Linked DNA regions of Homo sapiens: all the other regions are linked to region 2. Evidence: chromatin contacts called from ENCODE Hi-C or POLR2A ChIA-PET data. All regions are on one chromosome and are shown on one strand. The core of a region is the stretch at or near the end of the contact, and the rest is flanking DNA. Distances in the headings are between cores, read along the strand shown.

The links. Hi-C counts contacts between places; a loop is a spot of excess contacts on that map. ChIA-PET counts read pairs that join two places held with the same protein, here RNA polymerase II (POLR2A). Pooled maps may share reads with other maps.
Region 1: a loop to region 2 is called in a map of PC-9, with 5 times the contacts of the local background. The contact joins two enhancer-like sites. A Hi-C loop is called at or near these places in 10 of 168 maps with a recorded cell type or tissue (CD4-positive, alpha-beta memory T cell, CD8-positive, alpha-beta T cell, Caco-2 and 5 more) and 16 of 50 pooled maps. POLR2A ChIA-PET finds 5 or more read pairs at or near these places in 2 of 52 experiments (AG04449 and BJ).
Region 3: a loop to region 2 is called in a pooled map, with 2.4 times the contacts of the local background. The contact joins two enhancer-like sites. A Hi-C loop is called at or near these places in 1 of 50 pooled maps. POLR2A ChIA-PET finds 5 or more read pairs at or near these places in 3 of 52 experiments (OCI-LY7, WTC11 and activated T-cell).

Annotation. Positions count from the first base shown.
Region 1 is chr9:21,503,503-21,508,513 of GRCh38, reverse strand. The region is part of intron 1 of MIR31HG (MIR31 host gene); the gene reads left to right. Among named protein-coding and RNA genes, the nearest start is that of MIR31, 6.2 kb to the left of the region's middle. RefSeq lists an enhancer at 3,137-3,672. Within about 2 kb of position 1,517, at least 3 of the 41 ENCODE cell types and tissues checked have a DNase peak (open chromatin) inside an H3K27ac peak, as active enhancers do; they include PC-9, where a contact is called at or near this core.
Region 2 is chr9:21,788,271-21,792,811 of GRCh38, reverse strand. No RefSeq gene overlaps it. Among named protein-coding and RNA genes, the nearest start is that of MTAP, 12 kb to the left of the region's middle. Within about 2 kb of position 3,196, at least 5 of the 41 ENCODE cell types and tissues checked have a DNase peak (open chromatin) inside an H3K27ac peak, as active enhancers do; they include PC-9, where a contact is called at or near this core.
Region 3 is chr9:22,236,271-22,241,243 of GRCh38, reverse strand. No RefSeq gene overlaps it. Among named protein-coding and RNA genes, the nearest start is that of DMRTA1, 210 kb to the left of the region's middle. Within about 2 kb of position 2,128, at least 6 of the 41 ENCODE cell types and tissues checked have a DNase peak (open chromatin) inside an H3K27ac peak, as active enhancers do.

The DNA of each region.
Region 1 (5,011 bases), core at 268-2,767, 280 kb after region 2:
GGTATTTTAGTTTTATCTTGAGGAAAGGTCCTGCTTCTCTTACTCTATCTAAAAGCCTAGAAATAAAATGATAATTATTCTATGACTCATATACTTGCTTTTTATGTTATTGGCTTATTATGAGACTCAAATCAGGTAAGGTATATAAAACTGCTTTGAGAATGGTAAGAAGCTGTACAAATAAAAGTTCTAAGATATGGCTTATAAATTCTTTTCAACCCTCCGTTTTTCCTTTCACTCCTACAAAAGTTTGCTTTTGAAATGATTAAAATTTTTAAAAAATTAAAATATTTTATTCTAAGCCTGGCTATACTGTTTTAATTTGTAGGATTTTAATCGTTTACCATTGTATTTGTAGCAGCTAGACTGATAGGAGATTTGTGTTGTTGAGTCCATCCCCTTTCAGGTATCTCATCTAGGAATGCAGAAGCAGAAAGGTAGGGCAGACTGGCTGGATCCACTAGAATGGATTTCCTACTGAATCAATACTTGTCTCAAAACCATATTAAAGCGAGGAACAGTGGCATGCACCTATAATCCCAGCTACTTGGGAGGCTGAGGTGGGAGGATGGCTGCATCCCAGGAATTAAGGCCAGCCTGAGTAACATAGCAAGACCCTGTCTTGTAAAACAAACAAAACCAAAGCATTAAAACCAAAGTACTTTTAGTTTTCACTGAAACCTACATGATGTTCTTATTTCTATATAATGTTTTGTATATTAATATACATTAGAAAAATACACAGCATCTCCTTTTAAAAGTAAATTTGTTTTAATATTTTTAAAATTAATTTAAATAAAATGTTAAGGCATTTATAGTCAAGGAATATGACAAAAATTGTGAAAGTGCTGCTCAAGTAGCCAAACTTTGGGAAATCTAATTGGAATGTGGGTAAGCAAGATCCTCCTGTCGCGTAGCTGGGGGAGACTTTATAGATAACACGTTAGATGTTACCTAAGGTTTCTTGAATGCATGGTTCAGTTTAAGAAGTATGTTTAGTTATTACTCTTGGATGAAGAAAATATTAGTTTTAAGTGAGTGTTAATGGACTTTGCCCATGAACTGCATACATGGTCATATATTTTTACTGTTAAGAATTACTGATATGTCCCAGATGTAAAGATCATAGTTTTTATGTCCTTGAGAGCAAAGCCCAGTTGGTAAATGATAAGAAAGTTCATTATAAGTTCATTAGTCAATCTGAGTAAGTATTTGAGTAAGTATCAGGGCAGGTGTGTGTCCTTATTTGAAGATAAGATTACCAAAGAGTGGCAGTTTACACTGTCTGAGCAGGCACATAATCTACATGTATCCAACAAAAGCAGAAACCCTTTCTGTCAATAAAGTTAATTTGATAAGTTTAGGAGTCAAAATCTGGAAGTCCAAAAAGATGCATAGTGAGGAGAATCATCAAGCATGCATGAGGAAACCAACTGGGATGGCATTACAGGAAAATGATGTAGTTACTTGGAAGCAAGCCACCTTCGTGGTTTGCATTCTTTGGAAATATGTTCTATCTAATTGCTGAACTTTGCAAAAAAATGAGTGATTTGACTTGCTGATTCCAAGTTAATTACTTGGCCATTGAAAGTTTTTATAGAAGAGCATTCATGGAATTTGTGTGACCCAGAATGATCCCTGCCTGTGTTTTCTCACCTGCCTTTCTTCTTGCAAACCTTTCCTGATTTGTAAAACGTGTATAAGAAACTCAAATATTGGACTTTGGAGACTTGTCATAAAAAATTGTGTTGAGCTATTGCAGGATCTTGGAGAGACAGAGGTTATCTTGGGAAGGAGATCCAGGTCTAGTGTACTTGAAAAAACAATCGGTACTTGAGAATGAAAAAGAGGTAAAAAAAACAAAGGAAGCAAATATAATTGGCGGTAAGGTCACAAATCCAATAATAAGAGAAAGCCCATATATTAAAATTGAAATATTAGAGTCTATAGATGCATATTTCCCTAAATGTAACACATTCAAAGTTATTACATGGTGCTTATAATTATTTTGAATTAGATAACTCTTCTCTGCATCATTACCTGAATTGAATATAAAAGTTCTAGCAGTTTTATTAGAAGCACAGAAAGCCTTTTCCTGACTTCCTGTGCCATGACCTAGATTTTTTCAGTTATTTATTCATCATTCAGTATTTATTCAGCACCTCCCATGTACCATACATAGTCCGTACCTTTCTATGACTTGCAGTCTAAGAAAAAAGATAACCATTGCAAGTTTGATTATTATGGCGAAGGACTTTCTTGTTTGTGTATGGAAACATAACAAAGACACCTAATTTAGACAGGAAGTGGTAAAGGAAAACCACTTTAAGGAAGAAATATTATTTAAGTTCAGGCAAAAAAAAAAAAAAAAAAAAAGGGGGGGTCGCGGGGCAGGGGAAGAGTATCCCAGACAGCATATGTGAGAGCTGTGAAGCTAGAAATCTTGGCACATCAACAACTGACATGTCTGGAGTGTTGAGAATAGCGGTGAAAAGAGGAAATGGGGTGCGCAATACACGGACGGGGCCCAACACAGGTCTCCTAAGCCTTATGAAAAGTACAAGTAATATCATAAGTTAGATGAGGGGCCATTGAAGGATTTAATGTCACTGTCTCATGAAACAAAACTTTTTTCTTGGATATTCACATTCTCTCCACAGGTTTATTCACTTCTGCCCTCTCGTGTATCTAAAAATTAAACTTCCCTGGATGCTGTCACTCCTCTTTGTTACTGGCCCATCCATCATATTCTCTTTGTGCCCTAACTTCTAGCAAAAAGAGCTAATATTTATTGCATCTGTTTCTTCATGACCCGTTACAATCTATCCTCTGTTCTCATAATTAGATTGGAACTGCTGCTTCCAAAGGTGAGGTGTTCATGACTGAATCATCAGCGAACCCAGTAGTCACTCGCATTGTTGACCATTAGTTCCCTCAAGGCTCCCTTTTTGATGTTCATGGCACTACTCTTATTCATCACATTTCTAACAACTGTCTTCTCAGTCTTCTCTCTGACTAGTCACTGAATTCACCCTTCCTCTTAAAGCAGATTTTCAATAGTTTTCCAATCTTTTAAATCTTGATTTCTCTTTCTTCCTAGGGCATCTGTATCTACCATTTGGTTTTCAGCTCTTACACACACTGAAGATGTGCTACCTAACATTTTTAGTCCAGACTTCTCTGCTTTACTGCAGTTTTGCATTTTCTAGCTGCTTTTTAAATCCCCCCAAATGGCTGTGCCATTTGTACCACAAACTCAATCCTTAGAAAACCAGAATCCTACTGCAATCTAAATGGCTTCTTGTCTTATCTTGGTTAAAAGCTTTGCCAAGCATTCACATTGGGAACCTGAATGTTACCTTTCATTTTTTTTCTCACCTACTCTCACACCTCCTCCCCCCATCTAATCATGTGTCAAATCCTGTTGACTACATCTCTGCAGTGTCTCTCAGGTAGTCACTGCTTCCCATTACTGCTGCCATTGCCTTTGTTCATACCCAGCTCACAAGCAGCCAGCTTAAAATCTTCTAATTCATCTCCCAGCCTCTATTTCCTGCCTTTCTCCCAATCTGAACCTGTTTTCCATGTCTGCTAGAGTTATCCTCCTAAAACATACATTTGATGATCTTAGTGTCTTGCTTTTTTACTTAATAAAGTCATAACTCCTTAGCCTTATAATTAATGTGCTCCACAAATTTGCACCAAACCATTTTTCCTCTTGCATCTCCCAGGTACCTGTGCCCTAACCAAAGCAGACTGTTCTAAAAATCTAACACACATTTACATCGTCATGCCATTTTGTGTATTTTTCCATGTTTCTCTTTTTACTGAAGAACTGCCCATCCCATAATGCCCAGTGAAGATTACATTTCTTTGATGAAATCTTCCCTGATCCTCTTAAATAAAATTGTTTTTTTCCTATGTGTCCCAAAAGCATTGTATGTGATTCAATCATATAAAGCATTTGTTTCTGTAAAACATCATTGTGCACCTGCCGTGTTTAAAGGGCAGAATTTATTCTTCAGCTTATTCGTGGTTGTGAGGGAGAAAAAAGAGATCCTCCTCTAAGTATTGTTTGAAGATAGAGTGCATGTCTTCTCTGTATATTTTTATCTTCACAGTATCTAGTACAAAACCTTGCACATATAACACATTTGTTGAATATCTGTCATAGCAATTATCATTTGTTCTGTTTCATATACAAAGTACTTCCAAGGAGTCAGCTTTTAAGGTGTAAACACACACACACACAGACACACACGCACACACACACACACAATGCTGCAGTTGCTTTCAATAAATGAGGACATATTTCTCTGCTCAGGCTTTCCAGCAGTGCTTTATTATATAAGCTATTCTGGTTAGCTCTATTTTATGGATCAGATGCTTGCCCTGGCTACCTTGAGGAGAAGGGGTCCAGTGTAAGAATTTGTAAGGCCTGGGACCAGATGATGTCAGGAACCAAAGCAGCTTTAAGGGTATGCTCTTTTCCTCACCTGTCATTTTCTTTATGACTATGCTCAATGCTTCCCTGCTCCCCTCTGAGAGTCTTTTTCACTTTATCTTTTTTTTACTCGTTTTTCTCTTACCATAGACTTGTCTTAGAGAGAATTGTATGGGTACCATCATCTGTCTCTACTTCATGACCTTTCAGCTTCACCTCCCACCGTTAATTGTAGCAGTCTTTACCTGTCCCAGTTACAGTTCCCAAGAGAGAAACTGATGGGCCCAGTTCTCCTTTTGGACCAGTCCTCATTATAGGTTTCTCGCATAGGCAGCCCTTTGGTCATATATACCACCTCTGGTCCAACCACCTCCAGCCTGCTACACAACGTGGCTGGCTCAGTCATAGGAATTATGAATGGGGTAGTTCCTCTTCATAAGGGATGTGAGCCTTTTCTGCCTACACTCACCAAATGCCATCACTGGATAGAAGTATTTATATATCTAAGTACACTTAAAAAATTTGAATTATTTTCCTACTCTCATATCTTAACAGAACTTCCACAAA
Region 2 (4,541 bases), core at 1,947-4,446:
CCTCCAAATCTCCAGCTTCTGGTAGGCACCGTTCTACTCTCTACATCTATGAGTTTGACTTTTTTAGATTCCATATATAAGTAAGATCATGCAGTACAGTATTTGTGTTTCTCTGCCTGGCCTATTCTACTTAGCATAATTTTCTCCCGGTTCATCCTCATTGTCACAAAGGGCAGAATTTCCTTCTTTTCCTAAAGGTTGAATAATATTCAATTGTGTATCATCTTTATCCATTCATTCATAATGGACACTTAGGTTGATTTCACGTCTTGGCTATTGTGAACAATGCTTCAATAAACATGAAAGTGCACATATCTCCTTGACATACTCATTTCATTTTCTTTGGATGTATGTCCAGAAGTGGAATTGCTGGATCATATGGTAATTGTATTTTTGTTTGTTTAAGGAAACTTTGTACTGTTTTCTGAAGTGATTATACTAATTTACCTTCCTACCACTGTGCACAAGGGTTCCCTTTTCTCCGCATCCCCCTCCAACACTTGTTCTCTTTCATCTTTTTGATAATAGCCGTTCTAATAGAAATGACTTGATATCTCATTGTGATTTTAATTTGCATTTCCCTGATGATTGATGATGTTGAATAGTTTTTCATGTATCTGTTGGCCATTTATCTTCTTTTGAGAAATGTCTACTTTGGTCCTTTGCCCATTTTTTAAATCAGGTTGTTTTCTTGCTACTGAATTGTTTTAGTTCCTTATATATTTTGGATATTAGGCCCTTATCAGAAGACAGATTTGCAAATATTTTATCCGAATTCTTGGGTTGTTCCTTTACTCTATTATTTCCTTTGCTGTCCAGAAGATTTTTCTGTTTGATACAGTCTCATTTGTCTATTTTTTCTTTTATTTCCTATGCTTTTTATGTTGTATCCAAGAAACCACTGTTCAGACCAGTATCACAGGGCATTTCCTCTACGTTTTCTTTTAGAAATTTTACAGTTTTGGGCTTTACATTTAAATCTGAAATCTATTTTGAGTTTATTTTTGTATATGGAGTGAGATGAGGGTCTAATTTCATTCTTCTGTGGGTGGATATCCAGTTTTTCCAACGCTGCTTATTGAAGAGACTGTCATTATACCCACTGTGTGTTCTTGAAATCTTTGTCAAAACTACATTGACCACAAATAGGAGTTTATTTCTGAAATTTCTGTTGGGTTCCACTGTTCTATATGTCTGCTTTTATGCCAGTACCATGCTAGGATTTTTAAATTCTTGTTTTTCCTTTTATTTTTAGTTGGCACAAAATAATTGTATGTATTGTGGGATACAGTGATATTTTGGTACGTGTATATCATGTTGTTTAGGAAAAACTCTCAAACCATTTTTCCTGTGCTCTCACACCATAACAATCAACACAGGAGACTTCTGTGATCCAAAAATATGTGTTTATTTTCCCCCTCCAGCAAGCAAGCAGTCAATTCTGCAGGAGGACCCAGCTGGGTGTCCTCTAATTTAATTCCAACTATCTACCCAGATAAATCATCAGATCCCACAGGTTAGGAGCTTACTCCCACAAGCCCATCCCCTCCTTCCCCCCGGTTGCAAGTCCAGGCTTCTGGAACTTCGGACTGACTGGCTTCAAATTGGGGTTCCCGTGAACCTCCTCCCCCCACCTTTGGGTTCGATTAATTTGCTGGAGTGGCTCACAGAACTCAGGGAAACACGTTTACTGATTTATTATGAAGGGTATTTGAAAGGATATGAATAAATATCCAGATAAAAAGATACATAAAGTGAAGTCTAGAAGGGTCCTGAGCACAGGAACTTCTGTTCCCATTCAGCTGGGGTGCACCACCTTCCTGGCACGTGGATGAGCTCTTCATTTCATATCATGGAGATATGGCGGTCCTGTTGTACTGGTGATTGTTTCAAGTGGCTGGACTGATGAGTAGGCATGGAGTATTGGTGATCATCTAAGAAGCATCTTATCCAACTGTGAAAATATCTCTGGAGCAGAGGTGTGCAAAGGGAAATATGATGTTGCTGAGGGCTTCCTAGAGCTCCCCAAAAGTCATGTACCAGATACACAATTTTTTCCTAGACCATCTGACAATAATTGCCACAATTAAGTTAAAGCATTAGACACAAATCTTGCTCGTAAAGTAATATATTCCCATCAAGCTCATTTATCTCTTTATTTAAAAGTGTCGGCCGGGCACGGTGGCTTCCGCCTGTAATCCCAGCACTTTGGGAGGCCGAGGCAGGTGGATCACCTGAGGTTGGGAGCTCGAGACCAGCCTGACCAACATGGAGAAACCCCGTCTCTACTAAAAAATACAAAAATTAGCTGGGCATGGTGGCGCATGCCCGTAATCGCAGCTACTTGGGGGGCTGAGGCAGTAGAATCGCTTGAACACGGGAGGCGGAGGTTGCAGTGAGCTGAAATTGGGCCATTGCATTCCAGCCTGGGCAACAAGAGCAAAACTCCATCTCAAAAAAAAAAAAAAAAGTGTTAGTTTATAATGCACTTAAAGAGGAAGCAACAAGTTGTCTGTTCTGTGTGTCATGAGTGGATTATATTATGTTCACTGATCCAGCCCATCCTCTCCCTCCTCCCCTCTCTTCCCTTCACCTTCTACCCTCTTTTCCTCTCTTCCTCAGGTTACTTATAAGGGCAGCCATCACAGATTTGCTACAACTGAACTGACAAACTCAAAGGACACTTCAAAACAGATTTCAATTGAATTTTGTCTTGAGATTCTTCATTTTTCTTTCCTTGTCATGTTGGCCACAATTTGGTATCCAGTTATCTCAAATAGAGTGTAATTCATAGGTTCATGATATAGTTATGTTCATTAGATGAATGAATAAGTGAATGACTAAATGAATGAATGAATGAAGAACACATTATTATGGTTTTAGTTTTAGCAAAAGAGGAAGTTCAGAAATGCTAAGGAACCTGAACACCAGGGGGCATCAAAAGTTTGCTTTCTTTTTTTTTTTTCTCAAACCTGCCTTTTAAAATAGTCTAAAACTTGAGTCATATTGGCTTCATAAGAGAAAGTGCGAGAGAGAAAGGGGGAAGGGAAAGAGAGAAGTTATAACTTAAAGGTTAATTCTAAAGTGGTAAGTGTACTCTACTGCAGTTTACTTAAGTTGCTTCTACAACAGTGCACGTGGTTTTTCTCATAGTTATATACCAATGACCAGCAGATGACACCACTTCTTATGACCAGCAGATGGCACCACTTGACCTTATGGGTCAAGGAGTACAGTTGTAGGACCAGATTTTGGAGGATAAAGAAACATATATAGGGGATGAAATCTTTCACAAACTTTCTGTAGAAAAACTACTAAAGTAAAGTAAATATTAAGTAGAGAATTAATCCCTGTAGGTCTCAAATACCTTAATTTTTAAAAGGTAGAATTTTAACCAGAGGTATATTGTTCATTTTGAAACAGATAACTAAAATGTTTTTACATGTCAAGTTTAAGCCTCAGAAAAGGTGAGCTGTAATTGATAGAAATAATTTGGATTTCACTGTGTACTTTTAGAATATTCCTTTATCAGATTTTTCAATGACCAATTAATTCACAGATATTAGCCAAAAGAAAGACAGTTGCACACAGACACAATACTGTTAGATTACTGATTAATAGCACTAAATGATTTCCTCCATTGTCCTTGGCTATATAATTTAAGTGTCAACAGAGTACTTCAGGTTCCCTTATGCACTATCAGTTATTTACCTTTTCTAAACATTTAACTACTTTAGTTGGATACTTATAATCAGATAAAAACCGGAACAATGTCTGTAGTTAGAGTACTTGTAGTGCAAAGGAAAATGCAGACCCACTGGTTTTTGAGAGTGACAGCACTTGACCCGAAGCTTTAAACGTGCTTGTGAAACTTCCATCTGGGTGAAGGAGTAGAGGCCAGACTAGCACTTAGTTTCTTTTTAGATCTTCCATACCTTAGTCACGCAGATAAGTAGTAACTGCTTGAATGGGAATAAAAAGCATTCCGTCGGATTTCTGTGTATAATGAAAAGTCCCTGTCTTTGGCTCTTTGATTTCCCACATGAAGCTCAGCTTGGATATTACTACGATAAGAAAGAGCTCTAGAGAAAACAAAAGGGCATATTTGCTTAAATTGCTGTTTGCATCAAAAGAAACTGCTTAATGGGGTTATCGGTAGGTCAGACTGCACCCTGTTTTCACCAAGGCTGAATCAAGACCAGATGAATTCAGGAGGGCTGGGTGGGATTAGAGTCCTTAAGTGGCAGTATTTTAATAAAATTCTTCTTGGCAAAACTATCTCTGAGCTTTCTATTTTATTAGCAACTGAAAGATACATAAGAAAGAGATTGGAAATACTGAAGTGATCAACTACTAGGAAATGAACCTTAGGTTTAATTTTATTTCCACACAAAAAAACAAAACAAAACAAAACCACTGTGCCATATGGGAGAAAACATGATAGAGAAGCAAGGTCTAGACCCATACTCTCTGACTCTACACTATTTGGTGTTGAAGCTTATGACACTCAGCTTCAGTTTCTTCATCTGTAAAATTAGGGT
Region 3 (4,973 bases), core at 879-3,378, 450 kb before region 2:
TAAGGCTTAGTCACATGTCAAGAATAAGGTCTATGGAACTGCACATTATTCACTGACAAGAATCTAGAGAACAGACTTCAACTTTTTAGTCGTTCTCAGCCCACAAACTGAGGGCTTGAAAAAATCTTTTCATTGTGCAAAGATATCTGTTGTGAGGGAATTTGTACCAATGGGATTTGAACTATTATAAGTTTGCACAAAAGATATGTTAAAAACCTACACTGAATTGCCTGTTTAAGAAGAAAAATAATTTTTTGAATGGAGAAAAATGAAGATTATTTTAAGAAATCTTTCTTATAAATCAAGATTTGCTGAATTGAAACCGTCAGTAACCAAAAATAATCTGAGGCAAGGGGATTCCCCAGAGGGCTACTAAGCAAAACAAAAGTTTTGTCAAGGGAAATGTGGAGTGTGTTAAAGTGTAGAAATGAGTCATAGGGCCATTGACTTTTTTATTAGAAGGGTTGAGTTTCAGCCATTTGATACTGAATGCCCTGCATGAACCAGGCACCTTGCTAGACATTGGAAATAATGCAGATATGTCCCTATTCTCATTGAGTATACATTTCTAGTGAGGACACAGACAATAAATGAACAAATAAAATCACAAACACATGTTTAGAAATTATAATAGGAAGGAGGAGTATAAGGAGAGAGAATAAAGGAAGAGACCAAATTTAGATTAGGGTCAGAAATAATCTCTCTGATAAAGCAATATTTATGCTGATGCCAAAGGATGAATAGGAAGGAATTAGCCAGATGAAGAATAAAACATGGAGTCCAAAAAGAAGAAAACTTATGTCTAGTGTCAAAAGGTAGCAAAGAGCTCAGTGAGTTCAAAAAGAGTTTTTTAAATGAATGGGTAGGAATATAATGAGCAAGGCAACAGTGACCTAAGATAAATCTAAAGAAGTGAGTAGACTAGAGTGGCTCTTTGAGACTGAATTAAAATGTTTGAACTTTGTTACATGCAGTGAGGATCTTAGAAATCACCTTGTCTAAATTTACATTAAATGAAAAATATAGATATCAACAGCTCCCATGTCAACAAGCTGAACATGTCACTTCTTGAACCCATGATTATCAGGGAATTTACTGCTAAAATAGCCAGTTTTGATGCTGCTTATCATAACTATCAGAAACTCTGCCTAACAAGTTATTTTGTGTGATTTACCTTGATCTTATAGAACAGGTTTGTATGAAAGATCCAGGGCAAGTCAGTAGATCAGAATTACAAAGCTGTGAGATGTGGTTTGCTCCAAAGACTCAGATGAAGATGGATCAGAGTGGCATTTGCAGGGCTCTGGGTGAGGCAGTGAACACTTTTGCCCAGAAGACCACTACAGCAAGGGCCATGTCGAAGGCATGGGGTGAAGTGAGGGGAGTAGACAAGGGGTTTTAAAAATTTTTTAGTGTCTTCCAGATACTAGACACTATGTGAGTTGTCTTCAGGTTTCATATCATCATCACAACCACCTTATGAACTAAGTATAATCACCTTCATTTACAAATGAGGAAAGGAAAACTCAGATTATTAGGCCCTCGTCTCTGAGGACAGAACTGAAGTCTTTCACCACCAGCATTTGAAAAAGACCTGCCCTCTTTCCACCGATGAAGATGCTACCCAATAAAATTCAAGCCCAAACAGAATAAAGAGGTCAAAAGTTCCCTTTCACGTAAACCTTTGTCTTATCTTAGTATGACCCTCAAAATATCCACCCAAAGCAGGCTATCAATATCTGTTAATTAGTTGATGAAATGACATGATTGTGGCCATTCTGTAGTCTTTAAAAGGAGATCTATTTGTGTCAATAAACAACGAGCTCATTAAAAACTACCCATAAAACAATTAGGCCAAGGGAATTTTGTCTGATAACAGTGAAAGAAGGAAGTGAGGATTTAGCTGCAGATTCTGGAATGAGCCTGTTTATCCTCCAGGACCACAGCAGTTTTGTCTTCAGGCTTAAGATAAATCACTGTAAGTGTGAAGGTGTTCAGAAAAATAGGTTCTGCCATTGCTACTATGTCCTGAAGTTTCTTCCAGTTTGCCTTTGAAGAACACAGCCACTAAACCGCCGCTAGATGTCCTCAAAGTAAAAAAAAAAAAAAAAAAAAAATTATGGCAGAAAAGTACTTCGGCACTTTTAGGAACTACATTGACTTATTTGTCTAGATTATTTGACTCCTGAGCTCTAAGTGAGATAGAGGGATTTGGTAGTTAAACACGAACATCCGACCTCTGTAAATGAAATAGAGTTCTGTAAAGGAAAGGGCATTTTAGTAACTTCTCATTTTCATTTTAATTAGGATTTGTATTACTCTCCTTCAGGAAAGCAGGCCAAAGAGACTGAAGGAGCAATGGAAACATTATCCTCACCAACACTGACCAGTCACCTGAAGAGCACTGTGAGTGAATAACCCGTGGGGCCAGCTACTTAGCAATTTCAAATGCACAAAACCTGTGCTCTGGCCTATCTTTTAACATCAAAACAGCTGAAAAAAAAATTGAATAGTTGGATTGCGATTTCCTGAAATAGAAGCTGCAATACCTTTGGTTTTTTAGTTATGATATTAGCTAGTGAAAAAGCACAACTTAGCAAAGTATGTTCCCCAGTTAGTCTTTTAAATAAACTCAGACTTCCGTAGTCCCCATTGGTCTCTACAGGCTCAGAGGCCCATTTCCTCCTCGCCCCTTACCTTCCTTTTAGTCTCTTTTTCTTTTCCAGTCCTTTTCCCATCTTTGGTTCTTCTGTCTCTCCTCTTCATTTATTCCACTCTTTTAACAGTATCTTAGTTCACCATTTTTATACACAAAAAATCAACTTCTTGATAACAATTTTTAACATATTCAACTGAAATAATAAGCACTTGCCATGGTTTTCAAGAGTCAGGAAAAGGAAACAAAAAGAGGGGGGAAAAGAAGAATAAAGAAAGAAGAGGAATGAGAAAAAGAGAAAAAGATTAGAAAACAAGTTGTTCTATCTGTACTTGTTCGAAACTTGAGAAGAAAAATTAAGTTACAGAGAGATGGGGGTTGTGGGGGTAAGAGCTGTAGAAAGCTGTTTTCCTTCATTTTCTCTGCCTCCTGGAGCACTGGCCTCCTATATCATGTGTTAGGAATTTCTAATCTTACCACAGCCAGATGACTCATGCCCACTGACTGAGTCTTTAGACTTCTACAAAACACCTGAAAAGATAAATTTTAATTGAGAAAACAACCTCTCACTCCAGGGTATGCTTTCAAGATAGGTAGGGGGATTTTCAGCATTTATTTCCATTTTGTTCACTGAAGACTCATAGGGCTTAATCTTAATTTCAGACATAGTTGTGTCTGACAGCCAGAGACTATTTTCAGATCAAGGGATAAACTGGCATGGACTAAGACTTGCTTCTGCCTAGGAATAAAGACTGAAATGAGTCAAAGTTGTCCTGATTTGGGACACAAAGCATGAGGTTAATGTGGGGGGATACCTTGTCTCCTTGCGGGAGCTAGCTCATCAAACTACCCCTCCCCTCACTCACTTCACTAACTGATGTGGTTAACTATCACATCAAAGGGCAACTATCACATCAAAGGGCAACTCCAGGTTGCCCTTTGGGGATGTGTTGTTTATCTCCCTCAAGACCAAAGTGACTTTCTAACCAAACTCTCTGAGTGCAAGTCACTAAAAAAAAAGAAATGTGGGGTCCACAACATCTAATTCAAAGTGTGTTAACTAAACCCATAGTAATAATCATATAACAGCGTGCCTCTTCGTTTTTGTGTAAAAAACAAATAGCGAAAAAGAATCAAGGAAGTATTTTCTGAATGTATACATGGAAGCCTGGACATAGAAGTAAACCATACATACAAACAAGTAACCACCTATCCAACTTTCCCTTCCAAGGTAAAAACTAACATTAAGGGAGCACTTAGAATATCACTGAACCTGTGCTAAGAGGATCTATAAGCATTAGTTCTAAAACTCTAAACAGCTGTAAAAGGTGTAGACAATTATTTATATCTACGATCAGAAAAACTAATGCTTAGAGAAGTTTGAACTTTCTTTGAAGTGAATAGCGATTTCTTCTGACATAACTTGAACGAGGCCCTGTGCATGCCTGAGAGCCTGAGAGACCTGGGAATTAGGAAAAAACTGAACCTGAAATTAAGATGGGAAATTAGGCCTTTTATTATTTCTTGGATCTTCAGAAACTGAAATTCCCAATATGTCTCAGTGTATAGAGACAGGAAACACTCTGTGATCATCCCTGCTTTTGTCTCTTTCTTTCTTTTAGAAGATTATCCATATTCTGTTCCAGTAAACTCCATTTCCCATGGAATGAAGTCTTCCCAAAGCATCCATTAGCACAGAGCTAGTGGGCAGAGCTTCAAGGTTTGACAAAGAATGGTCAAGTCTGAAGTCTGAACTCCTTCTCTTCTGCAAGACTAACTTGCCACTGCTGGTTCCCCTTATTCTGCTGCCATAGAGACCAATTTTTAAGAGAGAAAGGCTGAAATGTTTAAGAGTAGAAAGGCTGAAACTTTTAAAAATTGGAGTGCTCTTGTATGAATGGAGGAGAGCAATGATGAAGTGCCAATAGAATGAAGGAAAATTGATTCCCAGAGCCAACTCCCTTTCAAAAGTAGCTTGTCTGTAGCACTATATCCCATTGCTGAGATTGTCCCTGAGATTATTTATTTCAGTGTTACCTAAAGTGTAGTCCAAGGACCTACCAATCACAAATTGTTAATTAGCAGTCAGCAATGAGATAAGAACCAAAATTGACTGTGTGTAGAAACTTTAATATTGCCACATCATCCAAGCAAAAGATTTCATATGTTCAAAAATATCTGTGTGCCTGTATTAGAAAGTAAAACAATTAGGCCTTCATGACCAACAGTTTATAAAGCACTAGTTTACTACATTAGGGTCTTGATAGCTGTCTCTAGGTTTCCCTTATAAGTATTAAGAATTAGTCGACAAAATTCA